2 separate regions of the Homo sapiens genome follow, and region 2 is linked to region 1. A link is an interaction called in ENCODE POLR2A ChIA-PET data of the cell type or tissue named here. Cell type or tissue: OCI-LY7. All regions are shown on one strand.

The links. ChIA-PET counts read pairs that join two places held together with the same protein. Peaks named below come from ENCODE experiments on the same cell type or tissue, not always from the same donor. Only the 100,000 strongest peaks of a DNase experiment are listed, where the experiment ranks them.
Region 2: POLR2A ChIA-PET joins it to region 1 with 5 read pairs; 3 of 35 experiments call an interaction of 5 or more read pairs at or near these places.

What each region holds. Positions count from the first base shown.
Region 1 is chr3:66,532,473-66,534,972 of GRCh38, reverse strand. No RefSeq gene overlaps it. Among named protein-coding and RNA genes, the nearest start is that of LRIG1, 33 kb to the right of the region's middle. RefSeq lists an enhancer at 2,187-2,500. In OCI-LY7, no CTCF peak of the experiment used is centred here; a DNase peak (open chromatin) is centred at 1,212; H3K4me3 peaks cover 391 bases; H3K27ac peaks cover 896 bases.
Region 2 is chr3:66,431,480-66,433,979 of GRCh38, reverse strand. All of the region lies in intron 3 of LRIG1 (leucine rich repeats and immunoglobulin like domains 1), which reads left to right. Among named protein-coding and RNA genes, the nearest start is that of LRIG1, 68 kb to the left of the region's middle. In OCI-LY7, no CTCF peak of the experiment used is centred here; no DNase peak of the experiment used is centred here.

The sequences.
Region 1 (2,500 bases):
GAAATCAGAGATATTTCTTGCTACTCAAAATGTGGTCTGAGGATCAGCAGCACCAACATCACTTGGAAGTTTGTTAGAAATGCAGAATTTCAGACTCCACCTTACTGAACTAGAACCTGCATTTTAACAAGATGCCCAGGTGATTTTTGTGTGCACATTCCAGCTGGCGAAACCCTAGAATCTCTCTAGTGTGGTAGGTGGAGAGGTTGTGAATGCTCTGGCCTACTGCTTTACCTCCTTAAACTACACCCACCATTCCCACAATTCGAGTACTAAACAACCCTCCCTTCATTCCCCTAACGTTCTTCAAGGAGCTCGTGCTTTGGCTTGTGGCTTCCTTTATGGGAGCAAAGGCAGCTAGGGAGAGTCCTGTCTTATCTGAGAGGCACTATTACGGTTCATCAGCATTTAATCAGGAGGCTCTGTCATGAGCGGGTTTGCTGTACTCTTTCAAGAAAAAGCAAACAATTAGCACAGAAAAGATATGGATAGATACATAGAAGGATTTGGTTTTCCCTTTCCCAGGAGCCAATTACAAGCTGACAAAACCAGCTATCAAAGCTTGCAGTTAATCTTTTAGAGTCAACATCTGCTGAAACTGCTTCAATGCAGTGTGGCCCTTCTGATGGGCATTTGTGGATTGGAGCTCTTCCCAAAGTCATAGGCTTTTCCTGAGAAAAAGTCATCTTTTCCAGTATGAATTACTAGAATGTATAAGACTTGGACCTTGCTTGACTGCTAACTCATCTGTCCCCAAATCTTTGAAAAGCAGTGCCTCCAAATGGAAAACACAAGTTCCCTCTCTCATTTTTTGATTTAGAAGCCCCAGGAAAAAGCGTGGGAAAAGTCACACCGGAAAATCACACATTTGAGATTCTGTTTGACTGAAATAGAAACTGAGATTTGCTAGGAACTTCTTGGATCAAAGAAGTGGTGGGGTAGGGTCGTGGTGGTGGGTTGGAGTTAAATGGCAACTTTCCCAAGCAACAACGGAAGGGTCTACGAGAAAGTGTTTCTTTTTCTTAACGCCCACCCCTCATAAACCAGCAAGGAAAACATAGCAAGGAGGCTGGTGGAGTGGCTCATGCTTGTAATCCCAGCCCTCTGGGCAGCTGAGGTGGGAGGATACCTTGAGCCCAGGAGTTCAAGACCAGCCTGGGCCAGGTGGTGAGACCTCATTTCTACAAAAATAAATTTTTTTCTTTCTTTCTTTTTTTTTTTTTTTTGAGAAGGAGTCTCGCTCTATCGCCCAAGCTGGAGTGCAGTGGTGACTACAGGTGCCCACAACCACACCCAAATAATTTTTTGTATTTTTAGTAGAGATGGGGTTTCACCGTGTTAGCCAGGATGGTCTCTATCTTCTGGCCTTGTGATCCGCCCGCCTCGGCCTCCCAAAGTGCTGGGATTACAGGTGTGAGCCACCGCACCCAGCCAAAAATAAAAATTTTAAAAAATCAGTCGGGGCCAGGCACAGTGGCTCACGCCTGTAATCTTAGCACTTTGGGAGGCTGAGGCTGGTGGATCACTTGAGGTCAGGAGTTCAAGACCAGCCCGGGCAATGTGGTGAAACCCCATCTCTACAAAACATACAAAAATTAGCCGGGTGTGGTGATGCATCCCTGTAGTCCCAGCTACTAGCGGGGCTGAGGTGCGAAGATCGCTTGAACCTGGGAGGTTGAGGCTGAAGTGAGCCCAGATTGCACCACTGCACTCCAGCCTTGGTGGCAAAGTGAGACCCTGTCTCAAAAAAAAAAAAAAAAAAAAAATTAGCCGGGCATGGTGGTGCGCACCTGCAGTCCCAGCTACTTGAGTACTGAGTTACTGAGTCCTGGAGTTCAAGGCTGCAGTGAGCTATGATCATACTACTGCACTGCAGCCTAGGTGATAGAGAAAGACCCTGTCTCTATAAAAACAAAAACAAAACCCTGAAAACACAGCAAGGAGAAGTATTATAACCATAGGCATTGCATGCAAAGGCTTTGGGGGACAAGATGACATCGAAGTTGAATTTTGCAGGGCAAATGAGTTAGAGGAGAGGAAAAGTGGTCAAGAGGACCATTTTTTCTTAAAATATAACTCACATACCATAAACATCACCCTTTTAAAGTGTACAGCTCAGTGTTTTTAGTATATTTACAAAATTGTGCAACCATCATCACTATCTCATTCCACAACCAGCATTCATCACCCCAAAAAGAATCCCATAGCATTAGGAGTCACTCCCCATTCTCTCCTCCTCCTAGCCCCTGGCAACTAATCTACTTTCTATAACAAGACAATTTTTAAAACAGAGAAAAAGCAAGCCTGCCAGGTGATGAGGTAAAAGTTCTTCACAATTAATAAGAGTAGCTCAAAGGTATTCTTTCCCCATTTTAAAATCCAGCTATGGTGAGGCCATCAGATCAGGAGACTGGCTGCCATTGAAAAGACAGTTTGTTATTCACAGTTCTCAAGAGGAGGGGCAGGGTATGTCATGCAGGGCCAGGTCGAGAAGCACCAG
Region 2 (2,500 bases), 100 kb after region 1:
AGTTTTATGTTTTGCATGTAAGTTCATGATGACATGTTTTTAAAAGCCTGAAATAGGGAAGAAACTTGAAGCTTGTGGTTCCACAAAAGAAACAGCAAGAATTGCTTCTCATAGGACCCCAGCATGGACAAGGCACGGGTTGAGATGGTTCTGGGGTACAGAGAAGGGGTGCTGCAGACAGTGCCACTTTGGTGTTGTAACAAATCATTTTTGGGGTGGGTGAGGAAGGGCTGCGTTAAAGGGCCAACTCCTCAATCCCACCCATACCCATCCTTAACCCTCCCGGAGCACTGTCAGGTCATATGCTGAAGGCTTGAGAAATTGCGTGGTAAGAGATATTGTAAATCGTATGATTGGGAGATCAAAGTCTTTCAGTTGGGGCAGGAAGCAGGCCTGGTTTTATTTTTAAAGGCACATCAGTGGTATCCCTCCCCAGAGGAGGAGAGGATCTTGTCTTAGAGGCTGCAGCCAAGTGCTGAAACAGCTTCCTCCTTTGCCTGGAACTGCAGAGCTGTCAGGAAGCTGGCATGTGAATCTCAGGGAATGTGCCAGTGGCCAGTAGAGGTGAGGGGCCCATGTGTAACCTCAGAGGGAGCTTTAGCGCTGCAGCACCCACAGTCCCCTCTCTGTCTTCATAGCCGCAGGCTGTCTGGTCTGGCTTACTGTGCCACTGTCACTCCAGAGAGCGGCACAGCCTGGAGTCAGAGGATACCTATGCTTGCATCTTGGTTAGCTGGGTGACTTCATACCAGGGTCTTAACCTCTCTGATTCTGGAGTAGGTGGTGGCTTCTCTGGCGTGGTGGTAAGCAATGAGCGAACAAGTTTCTTTTGTTCCCTGGAGAGTGCTCAGTTCTGTGCCTTTATACTTACTGCCTGAGGAAATAAGAGCCACTCTCACCCACCTGTTTAGGATGGGGACATGGCCGCTGACCACTCCAGTCATCCTAAATATAAATAGAGGTGGTCTGGCTGGGCCCTCTGGCAATGCTGTGTTGACATGCTGTGGGCTGAGGGCCTGGAAGCCTACGTGTGGGTGTGGGCCCCTGGCAGGACTGGGGATGAACAGTGGCTTGCGACAGGACATTCCCCTTCTTGTTCCCTCTGTATCTGCAGAGTCAGGTCCTGCCTCTGCTCCAGTCACATGGTGTGGCCCCAGTGTAGGGTTATCCCTGTCCCTGGTGGATGCCGAGAAGAGGTGGGAGGTATGGGGTGCTATCAAGAGAAGCTGTCTTCCTCAGGTTTCTTCTGCCCGCTTCCCTGGTGAGGCAGTTCCACATCCTGACTAGGAGTGTGGGATATGGATTCCTGTTCCGGGCTCCAGTCCCAACTGCACTGCTTACTGCTGTGTAACCTTCAGCAAGTGAGTTGACCTTTCCGTGCCTTAGCATCCCCATCTGTAAAATGGGGACGGTAATAGTGGCCGCCTCTGGGGTTGTCATGAAGATTAAATGAGGGAAGATGTTAAGAGCGAAGCCAGCGCCTAGCTACTGGTAAGCACTAACAAAATGTTAGATTTGTTCCCACTGTTCCTGCCATTATGGCTACTCCTGCCACCCCTTCTACTGGAAAGAAAATGCAGTGTGACTCCTCCATAGCTAAGCATCAAGGGCAAGCTCCCTGGACATCCATGGCCCTGTGCAGCATTGGAACCACTTCCTGGAGGCCGCAGAAGCACCAGGGCTCCATTCCAGACTCCGGCTACAAAGGCCCTTTGAAGTTTGCACCACCTGGAGCAGGCTTTTGTGCCATGAGAGTGTCGGGGGCAGGGGGTTCAGGAGGAGGTTCTGTGTGGAAAACCCTCCTTTGTGCCTGGTGGACTGGTGGTGGAATGCTCAGGCCACCCTGGGCTGTACCAACCCTACACAGCTCTCCACCACACTTCTTAGTCTGCTCTGCACTTAAGGATTAGGTCCCAAAGTTCATTGTCTACGTTTTCATTAACTGCTTTGTAAATATAAATTTAATGTCACATAATTGACAGGCAGTATGCAAAATGGGGTGGGGATTCCATTATCATCGTACTGTGAGAACAACATCCTGTATTCCCTATCTTTTTTTCTACGTGTATCTTCTAGAGAGGGACAGTCATGTGAATTGGTGGGCTGTGTGCCCTGCTTTTGGTTTAGCATGGTGGCATGGACAGTCTCCAGGTGTGTGAGTGCTGCAGACCGCTTTGCCCAAGGCTGAGATGGAAGGGTGGCTGTGAGAAGGAGGTTCATTCTGCTCCCTTTGGGAATTTGGCGTGAGGTCAGCATGTTTCTCAACAGTGGTTCCATTTTTTCAGGTCCTAGTTGGTGAGGTCAGAGGAACAGAAACCACAATAGCTCATGTCAGAGCTCATTGGTCTTGGACTCCTGGGTGACCCCCTCCCCCAGTTGCTGACCAGTCCCTGTGGAACTTGGGCAGAGGAGGTCCTTGCTGTGTGAAGTGCAGTATCTCCATCATTTCACACCCCTGGGCTCGGGACTTCCCACCTCACCCTAGTTGGCGGAGCCTTCT